Linked DNA regions of Homo sapiens: all the other regions are linked to region 1. The links are chromatin loops, found by intact Hi-C in ENCODE. Cell type or tissue: IMR-90. All regions are shown on one strand. Links, peaks and the distances in the headings refer to the core of each region. The heading gives the core; the rest is flanking DNA.

The links. Peaks named below come from ENCODE experiments on the same cell type or tissue, not always from the same donor. Only the 100,000 strongest peaks of a DNase experiment are listed, where the experiment ranks them.
Region 2: a loop joins it to region 1, with 15 times the contacts of the local background. A loop is called at or near these places in 7 of 110 quality-filtered maps.
Region 3: a loop joins it to region 1, with 9 times the contacts of the local background. A loop is called at or near these places in 11 of 110 quality-filtered maps.

The regions. Positions count from the first base shown.
Region 1 is chr7:135,617,425-135,628,008 of GRCh38, reverse strand. NUP205 (nucleoporin 205) reads right to left here. Exons shown (of 43, transcript NM_015135.3): 27 at 10,327-10,407; 28 at 9,406-9,597; 29 at 8,319-8,586; 30 at 8,121-8,219; 31 at 5,084-5,232; 32 at 2,654-2,845; 33 at 1,648-1,769; 34 at 1-36. Among named protein-coding and RNA genes, the nearest start is that of STMP1, 40 kb to the left of the region's middle. RefSeq lists a silencer at 9,934-10,228. In IMR-90, for the core only: a CTCF peak has its summit at 6,567 (motif pointing left); a DNase peak (open chromatin) is centred at 6,578; H3K27ac peaks cover 426 bases.
Region 2 is chr7:135,795,660-135,806,243 of GRCh38, reverse strand. No RefSeq gene overlaps it. Among named protein-coding and RNA genes, the nearest start is that of FAM180A, 52 kb to the right of the region's middle. RefSeq lists a silencer at 6,950-7,170. In IMR-90, for the core only: CTCF peaks have their summits at 4,985 (motif pointing left) and 8,865; a DNase peak (open chromatin) is centred at 4,983.
Region 3 is chr7:136,005,559-136,016,142 of GRCh38, reverse strand. It overlaps a transcript of LOC105375523 not described here. Among named protein-coding and RNA genes, the nearest start is that of MTPN, 33 kb to the right of the region's middle. In IMR-90, for the core only: a CTCF peak has its summit at 6,470 (motif pointing right); no DNase peak of the experiment used is centred there.

The DNA of each region.
Region 1 (10,584 bases), core at 1,668-9,667:
GGGATGAACATTGGAGGGTCTCTCATGCCAAACATGCTTATTTCAACCAAACAAGGAGAAAACATTCCAAGAATTAAGGTATACTCTCGGCAATTCCTTAACACTGATATGGCAAATAAATCAGAGCCGGCTGATTAAGATGTGAATCAACTAGTGAGTACTCTGCATCCCATATATACATCCGCGGTCCAGAGAAAGATGTGTCTTCCTAAACTCATAGCTTAGTTAGTAAAAACAGTTATTTGAATTCTGAAAAATCTTATCGAGGAAAACCTATGTAATTTGACAAGATAATGCTTGAAACTTCCAAAACATTTTTATTCTTCTCTAAAGCTTCCTTGGGCCATATAGGCTGTTAAGTAAGAAACAGATTTAAAAAGCTACTTTCCCTAAAATTCTCTCTCCTCTACCCAAGCCAAAAATCCACTATGCTGCCCATTGTATAGGGTGAGTACCACTTACCCAAAATGCTTGGTACCAGCAGTGTTGCAGATTTTTTTGGATTTTGAAATATCTGCATTATACATACTTACTGGTTGAGCACCTCTAATCTGAAAATCCAAAATCCAAATTGCTCCAATGGGCATTTCCTTTGAGCATCATATTGGCACTCAGAAAGTTTGAGATTTAGCAGCACTGCAGATTTCAGATTTTCAGATTAGAGAAGCTCAATCTGTATAAAAATAAAACAAGATTTAAGAGTCAAAATGAGGCTGTAAAATCACTTAACCTTTCAGAGTAGGTCTCAGAACATCGTATTAATAAGCTAATATTTATTGTTAATGTTTATATTTAAATTTTTAGACCAAAAAAATGGCTGCCTATTGAGGGGGAACGAAAGCAGAATAAGAAAATAAGAGACAGGCTTTGCACAGACAAGTGATAATAGCATGCCATGAACTAAAGAGTATTTAACTCAACCCACTTTACCTAAGGTGAAAGTAATAACTCTCATGTTTGAAACTTTAGACCGCAATACTAAAATAAATGTTTTTCCCTGGAGGTAAAACAGTTCTGTAGTTAAGCCTTAAAAATCCAAACATTCAAGTTGCTAATAGATCCTTTTAAAACAATTACTAAACTCAAACTAAGTATTATTTACTTCTAGGAAGGTATGCTATCTACCTAACAATGCTGCAGTCATGTAAACAAAAAAGAAAATCAAATCAAATTTTCCACATTCAAATCGAATGTGAAACTAAGAAATCAGCTGAAAAGCTTGAAACTTGAAAACAATTCCATTTGAAGCTTTTGAATTAGCAAGCAGTAAGCAAAATATTGAAATCAGAAAAAATATATATATAATCTGAAATTCTATTCAAATCATCCGGAACAGGAAATCCATAACAAATTATAATTTTACTACAACTCTTTAAAAGATAGTGTAACTGCAAACAAGTATTTCAATTGAACATAATAATAACATTGGGCAAGTACACATTTACTAAATTCTCTCCCACTCCTACCTACTTTTTCCCTAGTAGCAACTTCCATTTATTAGTAAATGACAGGGGCACAGTATGACCAAAAAAACCCACACCAAGATGAAAGAGAATTGCTAAGCGGCAAAATTATGTTTGGAATTTTTTCTTCCCTTAATAATCCTTTACTGGGAGTTTAACCAAATTAATCTATACAGACACTTACCTCTGCGGGTCCGTTTCTGGGCGCATGTCATAGACTTGGCATTGAGCTAGTCTCACAATCACCCCTGATCTTAGCAGCTCTAATGCACCCTGCTGTATCTTTGCCACTCTTGTGAGAAATGCCTGAGGAGTTACAAGAGAAAAATCATCAGTGCTGAAATCATGTCCAAGGGCCTCAGAGAAAAGTGCAACACTTTGATGGCAAATTTCTCATCCTTAGTTATCACTGAAGAGAAATCTGGGCTAGTGACAGGTTACATTATACCGCTTTCTTCCTAGGATTTTCATGAGGACTCAGTGTTCAACATATCTAAAGCGCCCACAGACAGTAGCTTGCATGATTCAAGTATTCGTTTACAGTGTGGGTCCTGTTATTATCATGTGGGCCCATGGAGGGCAAGGAATTTTGTCTGTTTTGCTAACAGCTGTGTCTCTAGTACCTAGTGCCATGCCTGCCGTTTTGCAGGTATTTAATAAATACCTGTTAAATAAATGAAGGAGGAAAAAGGAGTAAATGAAGAATCTAAAATTTCAGTGCTTCTATTATCGTAACATTTGTGATCCTTTTAACTAGGAGGAAAAAGAAATTAAAACAGATTTGCAGGCAAAGAAACAATGAATTATATACTATATTGAAAATGCTGTGTTTAGAATAGAACTAGCATATCTACATGGAAATTTTCAATAGGCAACTACTATAGTCTAAATTGTATTGTGAGAGGACAATTTTGCTCTGTCCTCACGGAGCACTGGCTGTCATATTGCCATCATGAGCAACCTGAGTGAGTGAGGGAAGCAGCAGTCCCATTATCCAGCTATCCCTTTGAGGATCATTTCACTCATCTTTTGCACACTAGGAAGATTCCAAAGTTTAAAACTCCTTAAAAAAGGATTCCAGCTTATGATAGAAATATTCAGAATGTATGCCACATTAATTTTCTTTAATACATCTATAGCCAAGAGAAAACGACTTCTTGATCTAACATCAAATGTCTAGAAAGCCTTACCATTTTAGATTCATAAGTATAAAGTGCTTTTAAAAGGGGAGGCTGTGGGGTGAGTAAGCTCTGCAAAGTACGGTCATCTTCTACCAAGCTGTCTACGAGGACCTTCAAGTAGCCACTGTTAGAAAGATACAAAAGCCACTGCTGCTGTTTATCCACGGAGACAATTCTATCAAGTAGAGCCAGGGCCAGCATCTGAAGGAAGAATAAATTAAAGTCCAAAACATGTAGATGCTACCAAAATCAACAACAGTAACTGAATTTATCTGACATCAGATATGAAATATGAAGAATGTTTTTCATAAAGAGAATGTTACTTGCAACAAAATTTCCTTTTTATTTTTTTTTGAGAAGTTAAAAACTATGGCTCCAGAACCTCAATTTATCAATAAAGGAAAGCTCTCAGGTAAAGATGTATTTCCAAAACAAAACCTAACACGTTAAACTAGTGGCATTAGATGTATTTTAGTAGACTCTAACATTGCTTGTTAGAGAAAAGAAATTTTTTTAACAGCTGTTTTTTCTCACTGTGAAGTTTTATAATGCTCATTACAGAAAACACAGAAAAATAATAACTAGGTTGGGCACAGTGGCTCACCCCTGTATCCCAACACTTAGGGAGGCAGAGGCAGGTGGAGCACTTGTCAGGAATCCGAGACAAGCCTGGCCATTAAAAAAATTAGGCCGGGAGCGGTGGCTCACGCCTGTAATCCCAGCATTTTGGGAGGCCAAGGCGGGTGGATCACGAGGTCAGGAGTTCAAGACCAACCTGGCCAGGATGGTGAAACTCCATCTCTACTACAAATACAAAAAAAATTAGCTGGGCGTGGTGGTGGGCACCTGTAATCTGAGCTACTCGGAAGGCTGAGGCAAAGAATCACTTGAACCTGGGAGGCAGAGGTTGCAGTGAGCCGAGATCGTGCCACTGCACTCCAGCCTGGGTGACAAAGCGAGACTCTGTCTCAAAAAAAATAAAAATAAAAATAAAAATTACCCCAGCATGGTGGTGCATGCCTGTAATCCCAGCTACTCGGGAGGCTGAGGCAGGAGAATTGCTTGAACCTGGGAGGCAGAGGTTGCAGTGAGCCGAGATCATGCCACTGCACTCTAGTCTGGGCAACAGAGCAAGACTCTGTCTCAATAAAAAGAAAAAAGAAAAAAAAAGTAATAACTACACAATCTGATAAATACAGTTCATCCATTTTGGTCTGTCTCCTACCAGTATTTTTTCTATGCATACAAATATTTTAAAATTTTTAAAACATAACTTAAAAGGTGGCCGGGTGTGGTGGCTCATGCCTGTAACCCCAGCACTTTGGGAGGCCGAGGCGGGAGGATCACGAGGTCAGGAGATCGAGACCATCCTGGCTAACATGGTGAAACCCCGTCTCTACTAAAACTACAAAAAATTAGCCAGGCGTAGTGGCGGGCGCCTGTAGTTCCAGCTACTTGGGAGGCTGAGGCAGGAGAATGGCGTGAACTCGGGAGGCGGAGCTTGCAGTGAGCCGAGATTGCGCCACTACACTCTAGCCGGGGCGACAGAGCGAGACTCCATCTCAAAAACAAACAAACAAACAAACAAAGAAACGTAACTAAAAGGTTATGCCAGTTTATTTTTTAAAATCCTATTTCCTATGGTCTTCAAAAACATGATTTAATTGCTACATAATTTTGCTACATAATTTTCCATTAAGAAGAAGTTATCTTCTCACTGCATCATTACCAGTGTGCCACCATACTGTACAAGAAATATAAATACAAATTCTCCACAAAGCAATTAGGCAGACAAAGATCTATTCAGTACAAGGCAATTTATTCAGCATTCTCTTAACCAAAGATCTTTATTAAGCAGCGTTTCTGTTGTTTCTACCAGTCAACCTCAAAATTAGCAAGAAGATAATTCTGAAAGGCAATTCTGAATTAAGATTCTAACAAAATTAAACACAACATATGAATAAATAAAACAGAAGTCTCAAATTATAGCAAATAAGAAAATACAGTATATTATAAAAAATGATTCTTAATATGTACCATACATTATTAAAAGTTGAATCAATTTATTTTATTTTATTTTTTGCAGCAGGGTCTCACTCTGCAGCCCAGGCTGGAGTGAAGTGCCTCGATCACAGCTCACCGCAAGCAACCTCTGCCTCCTGGGCTCATGCAATTTTCCCACCTCAGCCTCCCAAGTAACTGGGACTACAGGTGCATGCCACCATGGCTGGCTAATTTTTTGTATTTTTTGTAGAGACGGGGTTTCACCATGTTGCCCAGGCTAGTCTCAAACTCCTATACTCAAGAAATCCACCCACCTTGGCCTTCGAAAGCACTGAGATTACAGGCATGAGGCACCACACCCAGCCGTGAATCAGTTTATACCTTAATAAGTCAAAATACTTATTCAATTATAATACTAAATAAGAGTTGCTTTACCCTTCCAATCTCATGACCATCACAAGCATCTCGACAGACCACTTCCATGAGGGCGGCGCCATAACTTTCAATAATGGCTATGTTTTCTCGCTGTAATTTGCTAAATACATCTTCAGGGGCTGTCAGCCTTTCCCACATGGTTTTCTTGGCTAAAAGGATTAAAACAGAAAAAAACACTCCAGTAAAAAGCAGTGTAATAACTGAGTAATTATACCTCACATGCTAGGTATGAGCTAAGGAAGAAAAAAAAAAAACGCAACAAAAAAATCCTTCCATCACTGCTTGTACACAAAGGCCCACTGACCGGTGGGTCCAAGCAGGTTAACTCTAATAACACAATGCACCTATTTCATGCATGTTTCATAACACTAAGATAATAATTGTACCTGGAAAAGGATAAATCATTCTGAAAGAGATCAAAATGAATTACAAGACTCCATGAGAACCAACGTCCTGTATTTATCCTGCTCATCAGTCTTTTTTTTTTTCCTTCTTTTTTTTTTTGAGACAGAGCCTGGCTCTGTCTCCAGGCTGGAGTGCAGTGGCATGATCTTGGCTCACTGCAGCCTCCACCTCCCAGGTTCAAGCGATTCTCCTGCCTCAGCCTCCCCAGTAGCTGGGACTACAGGTGCATGCCACCATGCCCAGCTAATTTTTGTATTTTTAGTACAGATGGGGTTTCATCATGTTGGCCAGGATGGTCTTGATCTCCTGACCTCGTGATCTGCCTGCCTTGGCCTCCCAAAGTGCTGGGATTACAGGTGTGAGCCACCGTGCCCAGCCGCTAATCAATCTTTTATCTTTTATTGAGATCTTTTAAAATTGCCAGGCGTGGTGGCTCACACCTGTAATCCTAGCACTTTGGGAGGCCGAGGCGGTGGATCACTTGAGGACAGGAGTTCAAAACCAGCCTGGCCAACATGGTGAAACCCCGTCTCTACTAAAAATACAAAAAATTAGTGGGGCGTGGTGGTGCACACCTATAATCCCAGTTACTGGGGAGGCTGAGGCAGGAGAATCACTTGAACCCAGGAGGTGGAGGTTGCAGTGAGCTGAGATCGCACCGCTGTACTCCAGCTTGGGCTACAGAGTGAAGCTCTGTCTCAAAAAACAAAAGAAAAGAAAAGAAAATTTAGCTAGAAAGGATCAGGTACAATGTAGACAAAAATTTGCCTCCAAAAAAATCAGATATTTTTATTCTTTTTTTTAGTTGAAATACTTATTAAAAATAAAAGCACACCTATTATAAAAATAAAAGCACAACCATTATACAATGATTAGGAACAGTATGATCATACATTTTATGTAAGACCCACAAACATACTCTTATGTGAGACTCTTTAAAAATTTCACAAGTACATTAAATAAAGCAATAACTTGTATTGGAAACTAATCTCATTTTTTCCAACTGCTACATAGCAGCAGTTTTTAAATTGGCATCTTGATGACTTCTTATAAAAAGCCTATTGTAGAGCCCCACCTAGTGGTTAAGTGGTGACTTGGCCAATTCAACTAAATGGAATGTTAAGAAAAACACACACACAAAAGAAAAATGTGGGAGGTGCTGAGTGGAGAAATCCCATTACTATCTCTTTTCTTAAAAGAAGCTCATGTTTGCTTAAAAAACTTCTCTAAACTATTCTGTTATTTTTCCTCATCTTACAAATATTCTCATGCATTATTTATGTGGGTGCTACATGCCTATAAATCTACCATTTGGCTATTACTACCTTATAGGGTACTATGTATGGCATAAAATACAACCACCATAAGGATAATGAGATCAAGTCAACCTTACGTACACAGTGGTTTTTAACAGTGTATACAAAATAACACTCACAAAGGTGAAGAGCCCAAAGAAAATCCATTATCAGAAGGTGCTCTGACAACTTCTTAACAAATGGCAGAATAACTCTGAATAACTTGATTGAACATCAAATGTCTATAAAGTATATAAAGCATTATATACTGATGTGTTGAACACTTAATAACATTTTCATGTCTTAAGATTAGTTTCAATTAAAAATGCTAACTTTTTAGAAAGCAGCATTTAGCAATATTTTAAATGTGCCTAACTTTTGACCAAGAAATTCCACTTCTTGGAATTTATCCAAACAAAACCTCACTAGTACAAAAAGATACATGTATACTATTGATGAGTTTATACTGGAGAAGGTCATTCATTTGAATCTTTTTAAAATAAAAGTACATACTTTTACACATGGAAATTCCACCATTAAGCAGTATCCTTTTTGAGAAATATAGGCATATAAAAAAAGTTGATGTAGCATTTTTGTAATAAAAATTTAGAAACAATTGAAATGCCTGTGAATAAGGAAAATGGCAGATAAGTGTTTCATCCATATCATGGAATAACAAAGACTTTTGTGTTTCTTTTTGAGACAGAGTTTCACTCTTGTTGCCCAGGCTGGAGGGCAGTGGCGCAATCTGGGAAACCTCTGCCTCCTGGGTTCAAGCGATTCTCCTGCTTCAGCCTCCTGAGTAGCTGGGATTACAGATGCCTGCCACCATGGCTGCTAATTTTCTGATTTTTAGTAGAGATGGGGTTTCACCATATTGGCCAAGCTGGTCTCGAACTCCTGACCTCAGGTGATCCACAGGCCTCGGCCTCCCAAAGTGCTAGGATTACAGGCGTGAGCCACCATGCCAGGCCGAGATATTTTAAAAGAATCAACTAGATAAGTACTCTGATGTAGCACAAAGGAAAGAAAGACATTGGACCATTCTATGTAGAGCACACTGTTCAGTCGGACTTGAGGCAAGTGAGGGAGTTACAGAAGTATATAAAGCTAAAGTATTATTTGAAGGTTATCTTAAAAGTAGTACTCATGTACTACTTCATAATTCTTAAAAACTAAACATTCTTCCTCAACTTTTGAGTAAATGCTTTAAAAATGACACTAACACTCATTTTTTACAGTTGTGATTAGTCAAAAGATGGAGAAGTGATTTTTTTTTTCAATTTAAAGTAACCATCTCCCAATCCAGAAAAGATTAGGAATTGATCTCATTCTACCTGCTTCTAAGGTGTCTGGTTCATCAGGTCTCTGGGCAATCTGTAAGTAATAAAGCAGAGAGCCATACAAGTGAGTCCTCACTCGTTGGAATCCACCACCTAGGGAGATTAGGAAGATGTCAAATGAAAATCTTTTCTCAATTAAAGTTAAAACAAATACAAAAGATAGAATTTATAGACAATTTAAATGAAAAAAACCTGTCTTCAAAATGAAGTCTAACAGTTTCTTCAATATGATGTAAAGTGAAGAATCTCCAATAGAAGCAAAACCCACTAATGGGTTCTCTTCAGGAGGAGGTGAGGTGAAGCAACTATCAAGCATAAAAGCGTAATGGGCCTCTGCTGGTCCCAAGACTGATGTTTCCTTCTGTTCAGTGAGGACGGCCTGGCTTAGGTGAGCAGTCAGTGTGAACACTGCCCCGGCGACCACAGGCATTAACTCTTGCGCAGCTTCATCATCCAGTATCTTAAAGGACAAGGGCAAATTAGAGTGAGAATCCTGCTTTCAGCTATAATCATTAACAAATTTCATAGCTTTTTTTTTTTGAAGACAGGGTCTCGCTCTGTCACCGAGGCTGGAGTGCAGTAGCATAATCTCAGCTCACTTCAGCCTTGACCTCCTGGGCTCAGGAGGTCTTCCCACCTCAGCCTCCCGCAACTGTGACTACAGGTGCACACCATCATGCTCGTAGAGATGGAATCTCACTATGTTGCCCAGGTTGGTCTCAAACTCCTGGGCTCCAGTGATCCTCCCACCTTGGCCTCTCAAAGTTCTGGGATTGCAGGCATGAATCACTGCACACAGCCCATTAACAAGTTTTATATACATTTAGCTTGTCAACTATGGTAACAATATAAGAATGGAATACAGAAATTAGTCAAGAAAGAAAGAAAGAAAGAAAGGAATCTAATATATACAGAGAAATTTAAACATGATGCTAGGTAATGGGTGTTCTTAACCAGAAGGGATTCCTATCAGAATTCCCTAGGGAGGTTTTCTTTTTGAAATTCACATAAATGGTCTCACCACTACATTCAGTAGGTCTGGGGTGGGCTCTGTCCATGTGAATTTTTACAAAGCTCCCGAGATAACTCAGACACACACTCTGGTTGAGAGCCACTACTGTACAGAATTAATCCCTTTCTCAAGGAAAGTCTTAACGTTGGTATTGCACAATTCTATTTTACTCCCAATCGAAAATGGAAAACAATTAGGATGCCAAAATATATTTGTTTAAATGATACATTCGTTCAGCAGTATAAAGTATTTTAGGAAGTACGTCACCTTATCATGCACATCTTGTAAAATATCACGAATAATCAGTTGTCGATCCTCTGCCTGAATGAGGTCCTGGGGACAAGCTGTCAGTATAATTTCTACTAGTTGCCTCCACGACTCCAGAGCATGACGTTTTGCATGAAGACACTGCAGCAATTTATTTCTTCCTACCACATACTGAAGTACAGTGCTGATTTCCTAAAGCCACAGGAATTGAATCACAAGGTTAAACAGGCAAATAAGATCAGTTATCTGTCAGTTACTCAGAAAATATTTATTTGGAAACCTACTACATGCATGCCAGGAAGCAGGTATCTTTTCATATTATTTCAGTAGCCAGGGCTATAAAAAATATTAACATATAAGGTGTGTATGTGTGTGTATGTGCATGAAAGGTAGGGGACAGAAGTGGCATAGATAAATATGTATTTTTTGACACCATCTTCTTTCTCCTTGTACCTGTCTACTTATACTTGCTTACTCTAGAGCACTAGAATTATCTAAACTCCAAGTTCAATGGCATGTTTCTCTGACATCTCTTTTATTTCTTTGCCTCTTGCTTTGGCCTGGCCGGCTGTATCTCCATTCATGTGGTTCTTCCCACCTGACCTCTTATCTGTAACTTTCCACTTGTGATGACAAATGACCCTCCTCTCTCACTGATGGGGACCAAGTGAAGTCTAATACGAAATATGGTCAGGTTGCAAATCCTTAACTAGCCTAGCAGAAAAGGTGTTATTTATTTTGGCATACCAGATAGTTCAGTTTATAAAAGTTATAAAATCAAAAGTGAAAGACTCCCTAAATGTTTAATTTTTAGGCAGCTTACTAATTAGCAAACTACATGTCAATATACTATTTTAGTCTTTTCACCAGCAACCTAAGTAGTTAGAAGTTTGAAACGAACACATACTCAATAGAGCTTACCTCCATTAGTAGAGGTCTCTGTCCTATGGCTGCCATACCCTGAAGGGCATTTACTTCAGCTACAAGAACCCTATGAAGAAGCTGGATAATTAGGAAAAGAAAGAAAAATAAGACATTTCAGACACTGGTAGAACAGTAACACCTAGCAATTACCATAAACTGCCCTAAAGGGAAAGGTGTCAGATACCTTTATATATAATCTAACAGGAGCACTGTCCAATTTCCAGACCAAAATATTAAGTATCCCTTTTCAAGAAG
Region 2 (10,584 bases), core at 1,289-9,288, 180 kb before region 1:
GGCTACGTCTCACAAGAACTGGGTCAGTTAAAAGAATGAACTCAACGTCTACATGAGGGAAAGGGATAAAGCTGAGCACCAAGTAAATAGGACTTTCCCAGGCTCCAAAAGGAGAGCATCTAAAATATGAGTACCTCCACATAGGTGCCCCTGAATTGTACCCCTTCATTACCCACCTGGAACCCTTGACCCAGAATTCCTGTATCTCTCCTCAGACCATTGCCTTTCATCAAAACTCCCAAACTGGAATCTCTATTTGCCTTTGGGAAAAACAAACTGTTCACCAAAAGGGACCTCGGTGTCTACCATCATCTTCCTTCTCCCCTTAATTCACTTCCCAAGTCTAAATCACTTCGTCTGGAGGAGACTCTCGGGAATTCTAGATAATTGTGACAGCCATTGCTATGGTTTGAATGTTTGTGTCCCCTCCATAATTCGTATTCAAACATGCAACACTGTTAAGAGATGGGGCCTTGAGGAGGTGATTAGGCCATGAGGGCTCTGCCCTCGTGAGTGGATTAGTGTCTTATAAAAGGGCTGGAGGGGGTAGGCGAGGTGGCTCACACCTGTAATCCCAGCACTTTGGGAGGCAGAAGTGGGTGCATCACCTGAGGTCAGGAGTTCAAGACCAGCCTGACCAACATCATGAAACCCCATCTCTACAAAAATACAAAAAATTGGCCAGGCATGGTGGCAGGCACCAGTAATCCCAACTACTCAGGAGGCTGAGGCAGGAGAATTGCTTGAACCTGGGAGGTGGAGATTGCAGTGAGCCAAGATCGTGCCACTGCACTTCAGCCTGTGCAACAAGAGCGAAATTCCATCTAAAAAAAATTAAAAATTAAATAAAATAAAAGGACTGGAGGGGTTGGCTTAGCCCTTTCTGTCCTTTCCATCTTGTGAGGACATAGCATTTATCTTCTCCAGGGGACAAAGCAACAAGGCACCATCTAGGAAGAGACTGGGCGCTTATCAGACACCACACTTGCCAGCCCCTTGATCCTGGACTTCCCAGACTCTGGAACTATGAGAAATAAATTCCTGGCCTTCATAAATTACCAAGTCTCAGGTGTTTTGTTATAGTAGCACAAACTGCCTAAGATAAGCATTAACACACCAAATCCCACAGAGCAGTCCAGTGGGAACCGCTTTGGAATTCCTACTTTCCCAGTGGGTAAGAGGGATCTCCTAGGCCAGACTGCCTTTGTGATCTCTCACCTGAATGGGTTATGGGCAGGATTGTCCCTTAACTGTTGGACCTGTTGGAATAGGCCAATTCACACACATGCACGCAGGTACACGCACACAGACACACACATGTGCACAAACATTAATTCTCAGGAGCAGTAGCTTCTGCTAGGAAGGAAATATTTTTCTAACTTTCATAATTTTTGAGGTGTCATCTCTATCCATCCGTGAGGTTAGAGAATCATATTATTATACAGAATAGTGTTTACTTCCTTTCCTTATTCTTCTTTAGGCTTGCAGAATGAGAAAAAGACCACATATGCCTTAAGAACCCTTCCCTGAGGTACAAGGGAGGTTTTGTATCGATCATTCTTTGGTTTTTCTTAGAGACAGGGTCTCACTCTGTTGCCCAGGCTGGAGTGCAGTGGCACAATCATGGTTCACTGCAGCCTCCAACTCCTAGACTCAATGAATCCTCTCACCTCAGCTTCCCATATAACTGGGACTACAACCATGTGCCATCAAGCCTGGATAATTTTTTTATTTTTTATGGAGATGGGGTTTCACTATGTTGCCCAGGCTGGTCTTGAACTTGTGGCCTCAAGCATCCCTCTCCCTGAGGCTTCCAAAGCACTGGGATTACAGATGTGAGCCACCATGCCTGACCTCAATTGATTAGTCTATTGATGATTCATGTAAATTCTCCACCAATGGCTTTCGCCCACTGGAGAATGACCCAGTATTATAGGTCATCAAAATGGGCAAACATCAACATCTTCTAGAGTTACTAAGGAGGCTTTATGGACAAGGTGAGGTCTGAGTTGAAACTTGAAGGATACGTAGGCTCTCCACAGGTCTGGTGCAGAGCTGAGGTGGGGGAGGTAGGGAGGGACACAAGAGCAAGGTACCTGCACAGGGAAAAGCACAGAGCCTGTTACGGCCACAGAAAATAGTGGAAGATGGCCTGAATAGCCAAGATGAGCTAGATTATAAGGTTTCTAAAATACCAGAATGAGTTTAGGCTTAGCCCAAAAGGCCATGGGGAACCATTATACACCCTTGAGCAGAGAAGGAAAAGTTTGGAAGTGAATTGGGATTTGGGGCAAATAAATCTGGCAGTAGTGGGCAGGATGGATTGGACTGGAAACAAGTTAAAGAGTTCTTTTCCATTATTAATATGATTGTAGTAATCCAAGTGATGAAGTTCCGATTGTTGGACTGTAGTGCCATGTGGGCAGGTGTTGTGTCACACATGACAAGCCCAAAGTCTACAAGTGTGCCCCACATGCAGAAGGTGTTTACTTCTTCAACTAAATAAATAAAATATAGTTTAGTTACCAGGAGTCAATCATGGAGCCCAAGTGAGGATTACAAACATCCATCCCCATATCCAGATAGATCCCACTCCCACACATACATCTGGCTCAAGCAGCTATGATCTTTTGTGCTCTTTTAATAAAAATGGGTCATCAGACTCTCTGAGCACTTTGCCAATCTACTCCTACTAGCCTACAGAGAGGTGAAGAAAGAACTTAATCACCCCCAGAATCTCAGGGGTAAGAAACCTTCTATGGTCCTCCCATTCTTTTCCACTATAAGTTATCTATTGCCGCAACATTGTTCCATAACAGACAACCACAAAACCTCAGTGGAACACAACAATAAAGATGTATGTTTGCTCATGAGCCTGTGGATTGGCTGGGTTATCCTATTGATCTGAGCAGGCTCACACTCACATGTCTGGCAGGTCAGCTAGGGGTCAGCTGGTCTAAGACTACCTCAAGCTAGAATGACTCAGCTCTGTTCCATATGATCCCTCATCCTCCAGGAGGATAGCCCAGGCTTGTTCTCATAAGGTGGCAGGAGTTGATGACAAAGAGAGAAGCAAACAAGCCCAAATTTGTATCCAGTTTGCTCTTGTCCCATTGACCACAGTAAGTCCCAGAGTCAGAGTAGGCAGGGACCGCAAGGTTACAGGGCAAAAGGCATAGGTATAGAGAGACCATTGGTGTGGGATATGAATGACATCAATTTGTCACAGTGCCTGAAAGAGAAAAGATTGAAATTCCAAGAACAGATCAAAGCCTAGGACTGAGGAAGGAACTCTCCAAGGTAGAATTAGGAAAGTAAGAACAGAATTAGTCTCCAGAGAAGTGAACCTTTGGTTTCAAAAGAAATGGTGAGTCACAGACTGGCCCCATGGCTTATTCTGACCTTTTCTACTCCTGTGAGTGCTGTGATTTTGGGCAATGAATGGCTGAAAGCCCTGGCTTTTTTGCTCTCCACGGCAAGCAATCACAAATACTTTTGTTTTCCCTACCAACGAGATCTTTCCCTTCTGCATTCAAATATGATCTGCTCACCTTAAATAAACTCTCACTTGACTTCTTGGGCCTCTCCAGCTCTAGAAATACTTAAAACGTAAGGAAGAAAAAGAATAGATGGGAAGCAAGAAATCCTGGTGTCGTAACATGATCGTTCCCTTGAAGTTAGCACAGTGAGATTTCAGCTGGGGGCAGGAGGACTTGATCAGGACCAGCCGGGATGAGGTGAGGCAGGATCAACCTACCCATGTCATTGGCAAAGTCTGCAAAGGCTAGACTATGAGGCCATCATGTTTCTTGTTCCTCCTGGCTCTGAAATGTGGACTAATCTAACATGCACAGGATGTCTGCAGCCTCCTCACAACTTAACAAAGAGACAGGAGGGCTAGTTCACAAAACCCCCAAGAGTCCACTTCCCAAGACGGTTCCTACTGAATGGAGGGTGCGGTGCTGAGAGCAGAGTTGGGAGGTTTAGGAAGGGCTCTTCATTTCTCAGCGAGGCAGAGAAACAACCTGGAGTGCAATCACCCGGAGCAAAGGACTTGGGGAACAGCACGATAAATGTCCAGGTGCCAAGAATAGTTGGCAACAAGGACAGCAGGAGCCAAGCACGTGGAAGTGGTCTCCCGGGCACACTGCCAGAGCAGGGCTGCACTCAGAAACAGGACAAAGAGCCTGAGGGACCACAATCAGCGGAAAACCCAGCAGACAATACCAGAGGTGATGGCTGGAGGGACCTCTAGCCAGGCCATAGGGCAAGTGGCCTCTAAGACCATTGTTCCAGTCTGGGTTAGAGGGTGAAAGCTGGCATCTGTGACCAAAATGGGCCAAAGGAAAAGGCTAGGCTTTGAGCTGGGGCACTCAGATATGGTGAACTGCCAGAGAAGATGGGTATTCCAGAGCCAGCAAGTTAGCCAGGGCTGGGAGAAGACAGGGCACCTAAAGTAGATTGGTCAGTGCCTGAATCTGTGCCAAGTTGGAAGAGGGACAGGGACTGTGTCTGTAATTTACAGAACTGGTGATGTATAGCAAACGACCTGTAGGGATGAGGGGCACGGCGGGGCGGGGGTTAGGGGAGAGGCGGCCCGTGAATTCAGATGCAGGGTCCTACAGAGGAATTTGGACACCCAGCTTTGTCTCCCATTGGGAGACTAAGGACTCTTTGGCCACTTATGTGAACACAGAGATCAGTTCTAATTTCCTCTCTGTCTGTGAACAGAAGACTCACCAGCAACGGGGTTTGCAGTTGGCTTAGTCTTTTCTCCTACCCTTCCCCTCCCCAGGAATGGAAATAATTAGTGTTAACTCGTATATTCACAGAAATGCATTTATAAGGCATCAAGCCAATGATTTTGACCTTAATATTGCTCAGCTCACACCAATTGCACCAATGCGATCGATCACAACATGCAAAGAGAGTTCAGGGGTTAGCAAGTGTTCCAATTGTCTTCTCCTAAGAAGAGAGCGCCATCTTGTGTACAAACACTGAGTTCAGGATATGCTGAACCATTTTTTTGAGTTTTAGTTCACCAGAACTGAATCTGTGACCTCGTGTTTACTTTCCAGAGTTTCCTGAAACGTTGCATTATGAGAAACATGAAGATGTCCCTGAGCGTGTTAAGCTGTTGCCAGCCACGATTGTTATACTAAAGATGTACCTGGTCCGCGGAGGACATCTTTCAGCCTAGTTTTTGAAGACCTGTTACTTCTCTTCCTCAATTTTGAGTTTAATAGATGCAGAAAGACTTCCTACCTGAAATTCCACCTTTAAAGCATGTCTATGAAACAAAGGTTTTCTACCAGCTCTTCCATCCAAGTTTGAAACCTCCTGCTGAGCTTTTCTTCCCAATGTGTGGGGCCAGCCACGGTGTTGCTACCCGGGAGGGAGTGGTCTCGATGGGTAGCATTTGCTGATTTCCCTGATGCAAACTCTCGCATGGTGGCTGATTTCAAGGACTAGCGAGACCTCATTGCTGAAGAGCTGGGAAAAGCTGCCCCCGTCAGCTCTCCACAGCCAGTACAAGCTGGCTCCCGCCTACGCAGGAGACCCACGGATTATGCCCATCTTTGGGAAATGGCTCAGTTCATTGCTCAGAGATAAGGAACTGCTCAAAAGAGAGAGAATGCTGATAGGAACAGGCCAGATGTGGGGACGCAAAGACATATAATGTACCAGACAATGCCAGGAGGGTGGATATGAAGCAAAGAAAAGACATCTTCTCAAAATAAATAAATAAAAAGACATCTTCTCTCCCTTTTACAAAGACACAAAATCCCAGAGTCTTGAATGCTGTGTCCCAGAAGGGTCCATTTTCAATGGCACAATAATACATGGAAGAGGCTTAAAACTGTGCCTAACATTTCGTGCTCTATACGTTGTCTTAGTTGTTGTTAAAACTCAACTTTCTGGGATGCCTCAACTGGCCACGTATCTTGATAAATTCATTATTTTCTTCAATTATGCTGTAAGAAGAATACTTGTATCTTCTTCAGCCTCCAACAGACATTCCTTCACCATCTACGGAAAGACCCTGAATATTTTCACTGGAAAAGGGCCAGTAGTGAAATTGGCAAACACTCCTTCAACCAGGACAATGCTTCTGGGGAAATGACATTTATTGAGCACCTACTACATGCCAGGCAACTACAAAAGATCTCATTTCACCCTCACAGCAACTCTGTAAAGGAGGCGCTATTGCTGTCCTTTTATAAATAAGGAAACTGGGGCTCTGAGATGTTAAGGGAGTTGTCTAGGACTATATGGTGAGATAGTAACATAGCTGGGGTGACTCAAATCAGAATCTCTCAGGCTCAAAGCACGTTCCTCTCTCTATGTGTCCACACTGCCCTTGATTGAGAGAAGGCAGAGCTCAAAGGTGGCATTTTCATCAGGTTGTGAATCCACTTTCATGTCATATCACTGTGTGAATGGGACTCCCGCATTTGCACAGTGTACAGCCTGTGAACCCTTACCTTACATGGCTGTGTGCATATTTCTTGCCCCTCTTCTCTGTTACCTATACCCCATGGCCATTTTCTCTTCCCCAGACTACACCCCAATGCAGAAACAAAGGTCCAAAGAAAACACTCACTTCCACTTCAGTGAAACACAAATACTTTTCTCCTCAGAGGGTTGAGGAAGGAGAGAGAAAAGATGGTGGCCACTGAAAACAGGAGTGGAGGATGGTCTGGATTCCAGAAGGATGAGGAGCACCCTAAGCAGAAGAAAGAAGGTTCCTCTGTCAGAGAAGTCCAGCAAGGAGGGTGAGCTGCCCCCACAGAAGCCTCTGCCAAGTTCTCCTGTAGACAACGTCCCGGACACGTGTACGTCCCCCTAACCTTCGGGTCAGGAACCTGGGTAAGGGACCGCGAAGGAAAGCTGAGTCCCTGACTGAGTGATAACTGAGCGGAAATCAGTGGGGACATTTCCCTGTGGGCAGCAACAAGTAGTGATGGGGTTCCATGCTGTCCCTGGCCACAGGGAGATGTGCTGTGGGTAAACTACGTACCATAAAGGCAGTACAAGCGGTCCTGGGGATGAAAAAATACCATCTGAAATAGCTGCCACCAAAATTCCTCTTTGAGAGGAAACTCCTTTGTTGGAAGGGTTACTTGGGAAGTACTAGGGTTAAATAGTGAGCCCTTGAGGGGCATGGGTGTGGTGGGCACAAGGTCTGTGAGGAGAGCATGGCCTGGGCTTCCCGTGGTTGGTATGGAGGCAGGGTGGATGGGTGGGAGGAAAGAGGTGAAAAGAAAGACAGGAAGGTGAAGGGGGGTGTCAGCGAGGTAACGGGAAGCTGCCTAGAGAGGCGGAATGCCCCTCTCTGCAAGGAAACATACTCAACCCCCGGCTGTGACTGGGGTGAATGGGACTTTCTGGCGACTTCAGAAGCAGCTGTGGTCACATCTGGGTGGCTGTGATGTGGGACAGAGACTACCTGCAAAGACTTGGGGTCCTGGAGGCTGCAGTGACCCTGACTACATCAGCCCCTCTCTATCCCCAGAGTGGGAAGAAACTGTAGGTTCAAGCCAAGTTTAGCTATTTACTGTGACCTTGGTAGGTCCCTGCTGATAGCTGGCTTATGTAAAATTCAGACAATGAGCAGAGAAAACATAAATTCCAGCACAGGCGAATTTGGAAAATGCTGTATAGAGCAAATCGTGTTGACTTAGCATTTGTGCTTAGCCGAGAAGGTGCTGCCCTGCACGTGCTCAGAGCCCCTCTCCCATTTCACCAACTAGACAAGCCACTCCGCCATCCTGCAGAGAAGCTAAGAGAGGGAAGGGCAGGTTGCTCTCCCATGCTTCTGAACATGTGGAAGAGGCAAGGGAGAAACATGGGGTGAGGAAGAGAGAAAGACTTTCCCTATCCGAAGAGCAAACCAGTCTGTGTATGTTTGCCTCCAGTCAAACAGCTTCTAAATACTGAAGAGTGCCAGAGGACTATTTATTTTGCCACTTACAAGCGATCAGAAAAAAACCTTTTATTTACATTGTGGAGGCTCAAGGACCCTGAACTTATTCTTAGGCTATTAAAATAATTTTACTATTTTGGCAACGTCTAAATGCAAGTAATTTAAGACACCCCTCTGCCTAAGGCTAACAAAATCATTGTGGTATAACTATTAGTTTGGTGCTAAAAGTAATTGTGGTTTTTGCCATTAAAAGTATTTGTAGAACAAACCAATTACTCTTGCACCAACTTAATAGCATTGGATCCACTAACCTGGAAACACCACACCAGAGAGGTGCCTGACTGCAAGGAGAGCACATGGTTGGCACATGCCAAATGTTTGTGGAAGAAGCTGGGGAGTCCCCAGCAGCTGAGATGGATGGTGATCATCAACTTCCGAAGTGTTAAAGAAAACTGAAGGGTTCTGGCCAGGCGTGGTGGTTCACACCTGTAATCCCAGCACTTTGGGAGGCTGAGGTAGGCGGATCACCTGAGGTCAGGAGTTCTAGACCAGCCTGGACAACATGGCAAAACTCCATCTCTACTAAAAATACAAAAATTAGCCGGGTGTGGTGGTGCATGCCTGTGGTCCCAGCTGCTCGGGAGGCTGAGGCCAAAGACTCATTTGAACCCAGTAGGTGGAGCTTGCAGTGAGTTTAGATTACACCACTGCACTCCAGTCTGGGCAACAGAGTGAGATTCTGCCAAAGAAAGAAAGAAAGAAAGAAAGAAAGAAAGAAAGAAAGAAAGAAAGAAAGAAAGAAAGAAAGAAAGAAAGAAAGAAAGAAAGAAAGAAAGGAAGGAAGGAAGGAAGGAAGGAAGGAAGGAAGGAAGGAAGGAAGGAAGGAAGGAAGAAAACTGCAGGGTTTTGAAGGCAGGTGGCACTGTCCTGTAGGAGACTGAGGGTGGAACTTGTCCTTGAAAGCTCCCCTAACCTACTGAAAGTGGAATGAAGGGCTTGGATCCAAGCCTTTCAGAGGCAGCCAAGATCTTCCCAGTCCCCACGATGGGTTTCTTTGGTATGCTTGTTTGCTTTTCTTTGATTCTGATGTTCAAAGGAAATAGGGTGTGTTGATGTTTTAGGTGAACAGTGTGCTTTCTGGGTGACCTAATTTATCTAGCAGTGGAATGAAAAGGAAGAGAATGGGCAGAAAGAATCAAAGCCCATGGCCTACCTCAATAGAAAACGTGTGAGTTTTTCATATAATGTTATATGAACATGAATCTGCCATTCTGCTGTGCTGTGTCTTCCATCTGTTACTTTCTAAACTGTGGACAAGAAAAATACAACTGGCGTGAAGAATGAATGTTGCACAGGGTAGGGATGAGGGGTTGGTACATAGGAAGAGAATATGCTTGACACAGAAAAGAACTAACCATATACCTTATCTCATTTAATCCTCACAACAACCAGAAGGGCAACTAGTACATAAACAAATAAAAGCAAAACAAAGCAAAACAGGCCCAGAGAGAAAAGTCCCATCACTGGGAAGACCTAAGATTTGGGTCCAGGCCCGTCCAATGCCAGAGTCCTTTCTCTTTCTAATGCCTCGTGAAGGCAGTGATGACTCTGAAAATTACAAAACAGTCCTCCCTTGTTCAGGAGTTCCTGGTGTATCTACTTCAGACCAAATGCACTTATTCCTGGGAATTATTCAAGGTCTCGTCTTTTTTAGAATAGGTACAATATGGATGAGATCTTTTTAGCTAGCCTGCTTAGAGCAATCTAACTCTTAGGTCATACTCTTTCCAATATAGTAATAGACAAGGTGTTTAAGGGGATTTTGATCTTAAGAAGGTTAAATTTCCACATCTAAGTAGCTGTGGTATGTTGGAACAAGGGGGTTGTTTTGCCTTCTAAAACAGTCCAAAGCTGAGAAAGCAGATTACTGAGGCCCTGCAAGTTGACACATGCCTCTGAGTCCAGAAGTTGGAAAAAAGCAAGCAAAGAAGTGAGCCAGAGAGAAGAGTGTTAGACTGCCCCTTATTTTCACTTCATCTGACTTGGATTAGTCTTTAATTGAAGTCTCTGCTGAGATTCTGTCTGCGCCAGTCTGAAACAGCCTGTACACTAGTCAGCCATTCAACTGTTCTCTTTATAAATGCCATTTTCCCCTGTATTTGCTGAATTTTCATTCTTCATTCAAATGTTTGGGTGTCTGCATGTTTAATGAACACAGATGCCAGGGTTCTCTCAGAGCCAAATATTTGGATTACAAAACATTGAGGATATCCACATAGTTGGCTTCTCATTCACATATGTGACATTGTGTACAGACAGTTAAGTTTTAATAATAAAGTCTAAGAATGGATAGGGCTGGCTGTTCGTAGGGGAAAATAGTGCTGCACCTAAATCAGTGTGTATTTTTAGAGCTAGTGAACATTTTTATGAGGCTGAAGTTTTACTTGGTCTCAGGTCTGCCATCACAGAGGGCCAAAGTAGGCCCGGCCATGTGGCCAGGGTGAGACCACAGCTTCTGGGGCCAAGTTGAACTCAAATTTTACCTGACGCAGCCAAGAACAGGAAGACCCAAGGCAAGTAAAACTATGTTCTAAGGAGTTTTTTGGACCAGGCTAGAGAATCCAAATTCTACTGTCGGAAACAAAGCCAAAGGGGGT
Region 3 (10,584 bases), core at 1,479-9,478, 390 kb before region 1:
TCATCTCTTGGCATGCTGTGTCCACCCCGTGTCCTAGCTATATATATATTCTTCCAAAGAACTAACTTATTAAGTCAAAGTGCCAGGAGATGACAATATTTAATCCACTGCTGTTTGTTTACAGTAGTTGATTTGTGTATAGAGAAGCAGCCAAATATTATATTAATATATAACATCATCAAAATACATAACATGTCAAATTCTATTTTAATATGCTGATTACTGTTGTTTTAAAATATCCAGATATTTACCAAATGCAATTATGGCATACATGTACTTTAAATGAAGCATCTGTTTTGCACTCATTTAGGAGAGGGTTTGTAGTAATTGATTTCCTGTTTTGTATTGAATGAGACTAAACAGACCAGTAGAAAGCTCATAGGAATTGTTCAGACACCCGAGGTAAGAGCTAAATAATAGAACTATATTTTTTGATGTTTATTTAAGACATTTTCTATAAGGATTTTGAAGAGCTGTGGCAGTTTAGTTGCTCTTAAAAGGAGCTTTTATTAAAAAGAATGAGATATTACTAAAGGAGTAGAATTTAAAAGAGACTTTGAATTACAATTAAAATGTAATTTAATATCATAGTTTAAAAGATTAAGACCCTTATTCAAGTTTTAGTCACGACTGAAAATATGATAATAAATTCTGATGACCATACGCTAATCCCCTCACTGGAGTATTTCCCTGTTCATACTCCCTTTCCCAAGGGTCCTGGGAGAAGATGGTCTTCAAACCTTAAGAGTGCAGGCATGTCAAGAAACATCCAACTGCGTTTCTCAGTGTTTTATTTGTGCACAATGAGCTTCATATAGAAAATTAGACATAGCAATGTTAGACAGAAAAACAAAAACAAACTCACCCAGAGAGCTCAAGGCATGGCAGCTTCGGCCAGAGACAGATTTAAGTAAACCTATGCAGCATCAGTATTAATGCTAATAACTGACATACCCAATCATATGGATCTAACAGATGTAAGTAGGGAACTCACCATGATAAAATAGAAACTCTACCTGCTATTTAAGTGTTCATTCATTTACACAAAAATAGACCACACATTAGGCAACAAAGAAAATCTCAATTAATTCCAAAAGGTTAAAAACCATACATGTAAAATTCTCTAATCACAGTGTGATAAGTCTGGAAATGGATAACAAAAACAGAACAAAAACCCACATCATCTAGAAGTGTTTAAATTCTCTCTTAGGTGAACAAGAAGTCAAAGCAAATATTTCAACTAGGTAGGCAGAAAATAGTGATAACGAAAACAGATGATTAAAGCAGCATTGAGAGGAAAACTCATTAACTATAAATAATTGTTAAACAAAAGGTAAAAATAATTCAATCTAAGGAAATTAGAAAGCGCTACACATTAAAACTTAGATAATAACAGAAGGAATTAATGAAGATAATAGCAAAATAATGAATTAGAAACGAGAAATGATAGAATCAATACACATACTGAAGAACTAGTTATTTGAACATAAAAGTTAAACTACCTAATCAAAAAAAGTGAGGAGAAGAAAAAGCACAAATATATAAAATTGGATATTGGGAAAACAACCCCCAAATAACCACAAATAGAGTAAATTAAGAGAATTATAGAATACTATCCAGGTTTGGTGTCACATGCCTATAAGCCCAGCTACTCAGGAGGCTGAGATTGGGAGGACTGCTTGAGCCTGGGTGACAGGAATGAGACCCCGTCTCAAAAAAAAAAAAAAAAAAAAAAGGAATACTTTATTCCACTTCATGAATACAGGCTATTAGGCTGTAATATATGCAATCATCATTTTTATGGGTCAAGTAGAGTCACATATTGACAATTTCATATGGCTCAACCGACTATCTAAAAATTTAGATCAAATGGATGATAAGAATATGGCAAAATATAATTAAAACTTATCTACATGTATCTCCAAAAGTAAGTTAAACATTTGCTATGCTAAACAGTGAAATGTTATGAGTATTTCCATTTAAATCAGAAAGGAACAAAATCATTATGTTCACTAGCTTCACTGGTAAGAATTTCCTGTAAGTGCTAGCCAATCCAATTCATAATAATAGTTAACATTTATTGAATCCTGACACCAGGAATGATTGTAAATTTTTTATACATATTATCTCATTTTATGCCCCCCAATAACCCTATCCCCAGTTTGCTGACAGGGAAACTAAAATGCAGAGTGGTTAAGTAACTTCCCTGGGGTCAGAAAGAGAAAAAGTGGCAGAGTTAGGACCTGAATCTAGACTTACTGCAGGTTCATGATCTTAAATATAACTCTATTGTCTTCTACTATGTTCACAGCGTAAAGAAACAGGTGATGAAAATTGGAAAGGCAGAGACAAAATTGCATAAGATTTTACATTTGAAAAACACAAAATCAATCAAAAGCTATTCTAAGCTATTAGAATAAGAATATTCAGTAAAGTGACAAGTTACATTAATATCTGAAAGTCAATAGATTTTCTATATGCAAAAATTAGATGGATAGTGCATCATTTCTGTGTATCATTTAAATACATATTATATATTCTAAAAACCATCTTTTAAATAAACCTATATATTTACAGTAGCAAGAGAAAGATTTAAATATCTAGAATAAATTTAACTAAAAGTCGGCAGACCTTTACTGAAAAACAAAAAAAGGTATATCTCTGCTGAGATTTATAAAAGAAGACTTAAATAGAAAAACCTACCCTATTCATGGATAAAAAGCTTAAAGATGTCAATTCCATTTAATCTATAAATTTAGTGAGACCAAAAAAATTACTGAAAGCTTTTTAATCTTGTGAAATTGCAATTTTTTCTTTTGTATGATTTCATTGGTGAATCCTTTCAGAACAAAATTAAATAATAATGGTGAGAGTTGTTATCATCGTCTCACTTTTGACTTTCAGTTGAGGCACTTTTCACCATTAGTAATTATGCTTGCGTTTGATGATACCCACACCCATACAGTAATTTTTTAGTTACATTAAATAAACTCAACACTTCCTCGTTCTTATTTTACTGAACACGCTTGGGTCCCCTTCCACACTATGGAAGCTTTGCTCTTTCGCTCTTTGCAATGAATTTTGCTGCTGCTCACTCTTTGGGTCCACACTGCCTTTATGAGCTGTAACACTCACCTTGATGGTCTGCAGCTTCACTCCTGAAGCCAGCGAGACCACGAACCCACCAGGAGGAACGAACAACTCCAGACGCGCCACCTTAAGAGCTGTAACACTCACTGCGAAGGTCTGCAGCTTCACTCCTGAAGCCAGCAAGACCACGAACCCACAAGAAGGAAGAAACTCCGAACATATCCGAACATCAGAAGGAACAAACTCCGGACACCAACGCCTTTAAGAACTGTAACACTCACCGTGAGGGTCCGCGGCTTCATTCTTGAAGTCAGTGAGACCAAGAACCCCCCAATTCCGGACAAATATAAGAGTTAAGAAGAGAAACGCTTTGTTTCCTGTTAAAGATTTTGGGAAACTAACTGGGAAACCTAGCAAAAGCCTCCATAATCACATTAGTTTATTTCCTTTAGAAAAATCAGGTATATTTTTAAAGGATGCATGCATTTCCAGTATATACAATAATCCGTTTACAGTGGCTGATTACGGGGGTGGAGGAGGTAAGTAGTAAAACTGGGATTGGAGGCTGGGCGCAGTGATTCATGCCTGTAATCCCAATACTGTGGGAGGCCAAGGCAGGCGGATCACTTCAGATCAGGCATTCCAGACCAGCCTGGCCAACATGGTGAAACCCATATCTACTAAAAATACAAAAATTGCTGATCATGAGGTCAGGAGATCAAGACCGTCCCAGCTAACACGGTGAAACCCCTTCTCTACTAAACATACAAAAAGTTAGCCGGGCATGGTGGCAGGCGCCTGTAGTCCCAGCTACTTGGGAGGCTGAGACAAGAGAATTGTGTGAACCCACCAGGCGGAGCTTGCAGTGAGCCAAGACCACACCACTGCACTCCAGCCTGGGCAACAGAGAGAGATTCTGTCTCAAAAAATAAATGAAATGAAATAAAATAAAATAAAATACAAAAATTAGCAGGGCATGGGTGCGCATGCCTGTAATCCCAGCTATTCTAGAGGCTGAGTCAGGAGAATCCCTTGAACCTGGGAGGAGGAGGTTGGAGTGAGCCGAGATAGCACCACTGCACTCCAGCCTGGGCAACAGAGCAGGACTACGTCTCTAAATAAATAAATAAAAATGGGATTGGTGACGGTATCAATTTTCTATTGCTGCTATAATAAATTACCACAAATTTATTTGCTTACAGTTCTGGAGGCCAGAGATCCAAAACAAGTGCAAATCATGGTGTTAAATCATGGGCTATGTTCTTTTTGGAGGGTCTAAAGGAAAATTCGTTCTTTGTCGTTTCCTGCTTCTAGATGCCACCAGCAACCCCTGGCTCGTGTTCACCTTCCATCTTCAAAGACGGCAATCGCCTCACTTCTGCTTTTGTCAGCCCATCTTTTATTTAAAAGGACCCTGTGATTACACCTGAGGTTAGTCAGATAATCCAGAATAACCTCCCCATCTCAAAATTCTTAATTTAATCACACCTGCAAAGTCTCTTTTGCCAGATAAGGTAAGATATTCTCTTGTTCCAAGGATTAGGGAGTGGACGTCTTTGGGGCTCAGGGGAGAGTGATTATTCTGCCTACCACAGTGATGAAGGGGAAAAGAATAATATACAGCAAGAAAAGAATGCATTAAGAACCAGAGATAATAGCATGCCTCACCTGAAGTTAAAAATTCCATGTTTCCCCAGAGTGCCGACCAGCAATTCTCAGCATTGGCTGCACCCTGGAGTCACCTGAGAAGCTTTAAAACAGCCCACTATCCAGCCAACTCCCTGGACCAATTAAGTCAGAATCTCTGACTAGGCAGCATCAAGACTTTTTAATGCTTCTCAGGTGATTTCAATATGCAGTCAAGTTTGAAAAGCCCTGGAGTATCCACTTAGTGCTTGCTGAAGGCCTCTGCCTGTGGGTTTTTTTTATTCAAGAGGAAGTGCTCCTAGTTGGTGATGGGGCCTGCAGCTCTCCTGGTTGTCTGACTCCTACTTTGGATGTTTTCAACCCAATACTGCTTCCTCCACTCCATAGGAAAAGTCATTCTACCATTCATTCCCTCCAAGCTCTTCCTTCTCCTTGGTCACACCCATGTCTCCAGGCCATCAGGATCCAGCACACCATCTTACTGAATTCTCACCCCTATCTCATGATGTACACTGCTGCCTAAGACCCTTCTACCACCTTCCCAAACCTGCTTCCAAAGGGTAGTAGCAGTGTTCTGGTTTTCCGGAAAGTCCATTCTCACCTCCTCGACCCTGTCTCCCTTTTGCCCCTCCAGCATCCAGGATACCCAAAACAGGACAGAAGTAAGAAACATACAGATGCCTGCAGACCCCGAGGTAGAAATGAGGACAAGGAATGGAAGACAGAAGACAGGTGCAGAGGGAGCTATAAAAATTGAGCAGTCAGTTACAGACTGAGTGTGTTTGTGTGCATCTGTTAAACTACATGGGTGAAAAGTGGAAATCATTTTCATTATTGAAGAACTCCTAGAAAAGCTAACATTTTGTCCCAACTCTGTAACAAATACTACCAAGTAATTTTCATGAACTACTGATTACTTACCAAATTATTAAGCAGCACAAAGATAATTTTTCTGTCACATGAATGTGTGTGTGTGTGTGTGTGTGTGTATCAATAAACATCAGATTGGCAGGGTACAGTGGCTCACACCTGTAATCCCAGCACTGTGGGACGCCTAGACAGGTGGATCACTTGAGGTCAGGAGTTCAAGACCAGCCTGGCCAACGTGGTGAAACCCTGTCTCTACTAAAAATATAAAAATTAGCTGGGCATGGTGGTGTGTGCCTGTGGTCCCAGCTACTCAGGATGCTGAGGCAGGAGAATCACTGGAACCTGGGAGGTGGAGGTTGCAGTTGACCAAGATTGTGCCACTGCACTCCAGCCTCAGCCACAGAGCAAAAAAAAAAAAAAAAAAAAAAAAAATCAGATTAACTTGTCAGTTTCATTTGAGGTGATGCTTACTGTTGCTTATATTGTTCATATTACATATTCACAATTTGGTACTCAGGCTATAGTCATCTACTAACAACTTACAGAACTAATAGGGAACGTTAATTTAACATATCCATAATAATTTATAATACCAATGTCCAAATGCAGGGTAAGTTATAGGCTTTTAATATCATTCAGAATTTTCAGAGCGTGAGGTTCAGTTTTAAAGTCTGTTGTTTGATTTCCAATATATCCAATTAGTGCCAACTGAGTCCTTTCCTAGTCAGTGATTCTTCACAGAGCTTTTTACAAGATTTTATCCAATAAGGCATGACCTGGTCTAGAAACTAGAGTGATTAATTGAAATATTTTCAGTAAACTGCATGTTGCTATTCATAATGTAATATTCATTCTTCCAGCAGGGGGCTCTCTCACCATTAGAAGTACAGAAGGGGAAAGTTTAGGAAAATTATTTGTTCCTTCATTCATTTACTCGTTCAACAAAATGAGTTCTCACTAATCGCCAGACTTTGTGATATTTTCTAGGAATATAGTAGTGAAGGCTTTGTTCTCATGGAACTTAGAATCTGGTATTTCATTTTTGGCCACCTCCACTATAAATGATCTTTTTTTTTAAGTAAAAGTTGTTGTTCCTAGAACATTCATTTGGGGAGGGGGTGATTTTGGTTGCTGAGAAGGTAAGTGCTTTCGAAAAGGCTTTGAGTACACATTACTTTTGACTCTATTCTCCTTTGTGCTCTGAGAAGTGTACTCCTTCCTACAACTAGAAGAGAAATTGTCTCTGTTCCCTGGATAGCCCCTTCTCAGCTCCAGCCAATGCTGGGTTCCAAAAAGCAGTGACTAATCGAGGGGTAGAAGCTTACTGGACCAACAATTTCAAATTTCTAGACTTAGAATCTATTATTCTAAGAGTGATGAGGGAATTAAAAACAATATGCAAGACGCAGGGACTAAAAACATCATCAAATACAATGGTGGTTCAAGAAGCAATTTAAGAAAAATCAAAATTTTTCGGATCACATGTTTGTTTTCCTTCCAAATGAAAATAACATCATTGTGTCTTATGGGGGAAAAGAAGTCTTAAAACTTAGATCATCCACTTTAATAAACTTTAAAATGTGAATGAAAATGTTGTTTAATAAACCACTAAAACATCGACACCTGGGCACATTCAAGAGGTAAAGCATGATGGCAGCTTCCAGTCTTTCTTCTCTACATTTCAGGTTCGATGCAACTCAAAGGCCAGAGGATGTATGTTATTGATCTAGTGCCCAGCCATTCCATTTTGCAGATTGGACATCTAGAGCCCAGAGGGGATGCAGGACTTGTCCATGTCACACAGTAAGTTCTCAAAACATTTTATATTTTAGGCTCAGTTTTTAAAGATTGTGAAATCATAGCATCTTAGAGTTAAAGTGAATCTTGGGAAGTCAACCAATCCAATCTTCTGCCCAAAGTGAAAGTCACTTCAGTAGCTGAAGGATGAAAGGATGTCATCCAATGCAGTGACAGAGAGCTGACTGCCTTCCACTCCTCAAAGGGACCCATTTCTTTCATAAGAAAATCTCAGCATTATGAAAGTCTTACATCAGGCCCAAAGATAACTTCTCATTGTTTCTAGTTTCGTTGTCTGGATTTATATAAAAAGCTGCACTGTAATTATTTAAGAATAACCATCATAAATGCTGTTCTCTTTTCTAAGTAAAACATCCTCATTTTTTCAGCCATTTTCTAAATGCTATAGTTTCTCTTGACATCCTTAACTACATTTCATCCAGCTCTTAAAATTTGATGCGAAATGTGGTGTTACTACAGATAAATCTGACAAGCATTGAGTGCAGTGGGATGTACAAAGATACAAAGAATGTTCATTCCTCAGAAAACATATTCTACCTAGGGATGAGAAAATAAAGAGTACCCCTGAGCAACTAAAAGACAAACTGTCTCTCATGCCATTTCAACTCATTAAAGACTTTTTCAGTTTAGCCGGTTCTTGAATCTAAACAATAAGTATATATAAAACACACAAACTGAAAAAAAAAAAGACATTTCATCCATATGATAACAATACAAATCAACCCAGAAATTCCAAATGCCACCATCTTCCCACCCCAAGTTCCAGGTACTGGGCTCGGGATTAACTGGGTCCAGATGGATCAATAAATACTTAGAAGTTCAGTGTTCTCTTAAAAATTCGCCCTTGTCATCAAGCATATGTGCTCCGTCTCTAGAGAAATAACAATAAGGGATCTTTGGGTTCAAACGATAGGCCTACCTAGAAATCCACAAGGAGTCAACAATGAATATTGCTTCGATTAATAAACACTATTTGGATGTGTTTATGCAAATCAATGAGTGAAAAATACCCATTGCAATAATTTCCAAACAATGTCCAGTTCCTAAAATTAGTTTTAGCTAGTTAACCATGGTAAAAACTAATCTATTGTCCTCAATCCTGCTGAAACTCTTTATGACACTTCAAGCAGCTCAGTACTCTCTCAAAATAGCCCCAGATTGGAGGCCAGAATGTCAAGATGGGCAGATGCTCAGAGTTTAACATGAGCCTCTAACAACCTATGTGGATCATGCATCCTTTCAGGCAGAAACCAGCCACAGGCTCACCTACTGTCAGTGTATCAGGAGAGAGTTTCACAGGCATACAGGGACCATATTCACTGGGTCAAAATTAGCTAACTTATGGGAACAATGTAATAATATGTTTGAATTAGTACCCTCAGAAAATTTAAAAGTCAGGTTTTAACACGTATGCCAATTTAAACTTGGGCATGTTAAGTTTACTAAGATCCTTAAGGCATAAGTCATTAAAATATTGCATGCATACTCAATTTACTGTCTTTGAAGGCATGGGACATAAAGATGATAGTTCATTGTATACCTAGTGCAATCTACTGAGTGTCTTACATAAACTATTTTATTTTGTGTTTGTAACAAATCTTTTCACATAGGTACTTTACTGATCTGCATTCTTCAGATGAAGAAACTGAGTTTTAGAGAAGTGAATTCACTCACCCAAGGCCACTTAGCTAAGAAGAGATGGCAGAACTGGGATTTGATTCCGGGTCTGCCTCTACAGTTTCTGCTGAACACCACTCTTTACAGAGTGTGCCTCTCACTAAGGAAGAGAGGATCTGGATGATGCTCTGTGTCTTCTACCTGGAAAGAATAAAAACTATCTGGGGTGGAAAGGACTCTTTTCCACTTTTGACAATTCCCTTAAACACCAAACCAAATATAAATACCCACTTTCTTAACATTTATTTTTGAAAATCCTAAAATCTCCTTAAAATCAATATTGAGATCCAAATCCATTAGTTTTCCTGCACAGTGGTGGTTTCATGCAATGAAATTTTACAGAGCTGAAGTCAAAAAACTTCAACCTCACCAGATACTACTGTGCATATGTTATTCTCTGAAACTCTACTCCCTCAACTCTGGGATAAAAATAATATTACCAACTCCCTGAAGCTGTTCTACATATTAAATAAGAATAATATATGTTGTATTAGTCCATTTTTATGCTGCTGATAAAGACATACCCAAGACTGGGTAATTTATAAAGAAAAAGAGGTTTAGTGGACTCACAGTTCCACGAGGGAGGTCTCACAATCATGGCGGCGGGTGGAAGGCATGTCTTACATGGTGGCAGGCAAGAGGGAAATGAGAGAGCATGTGCAGGAAACTCCTCTTTATAAAACCATCAGATCTAGTGAGACCTATTCACTATCAGGAGAACAGCACAAGAAAGACCCCCCCTCATGACTCAATTACCTCCCATGGGGTCCTTCCCACAACACATGGGAATTATGGGAGCCACAATTCAAGATGAGATTTGGGTGAGGACACAGCCAAACCATATCAGATGTGAAAAATATTTTACAAAATTCTCTACAAATATTGTTATTATTATTACCTTTCTATTTCTTTCTTTTTTTTTTTGAGACGGAGTCTTGCTCTGTCGCCCAGGCTGGAGTGCAGTGGCACGATCTCAGCTCACTGCAAGCTCCGCCTCCTGGGTTCACCCGCCATTCTCCTGCTTCAGCCTCCCGAGTAGCTGGGACTACAGGCGCCTGCCACCACGCCTGGCTAATTTTTTTTTATTTTTTTTTATTTTTAGTAGAGACGGGGTTTCATCGTGTTAGCCAGGATGGTCTCGATCTCCTGACCTTGTGATCCACCTGCCTCGGCCTCCCAAAGTGTACCTTTCTATTTATTTCTATAATTTTGTACTTTAGTCATAAAATGTAACAATCTAGAATATTTTCATATTTCTACCTTTATCATGGCTAGGCAATAACAAGGTTTCAATAGAGCAAAAGAATTTCCAAATGTTAATTTTCATAGTTTGCCAAACATACAATAAAAAAATGCTTAAACTATATTGCTCCTGCCATTTTATTTTGCTTGTTTTAACAAGTACAGAGAATATTACATTTAGCTAAGAATGATTTCAGATTAACTTCTCTTACATAAAGCAATCAACTTTTATAATATATA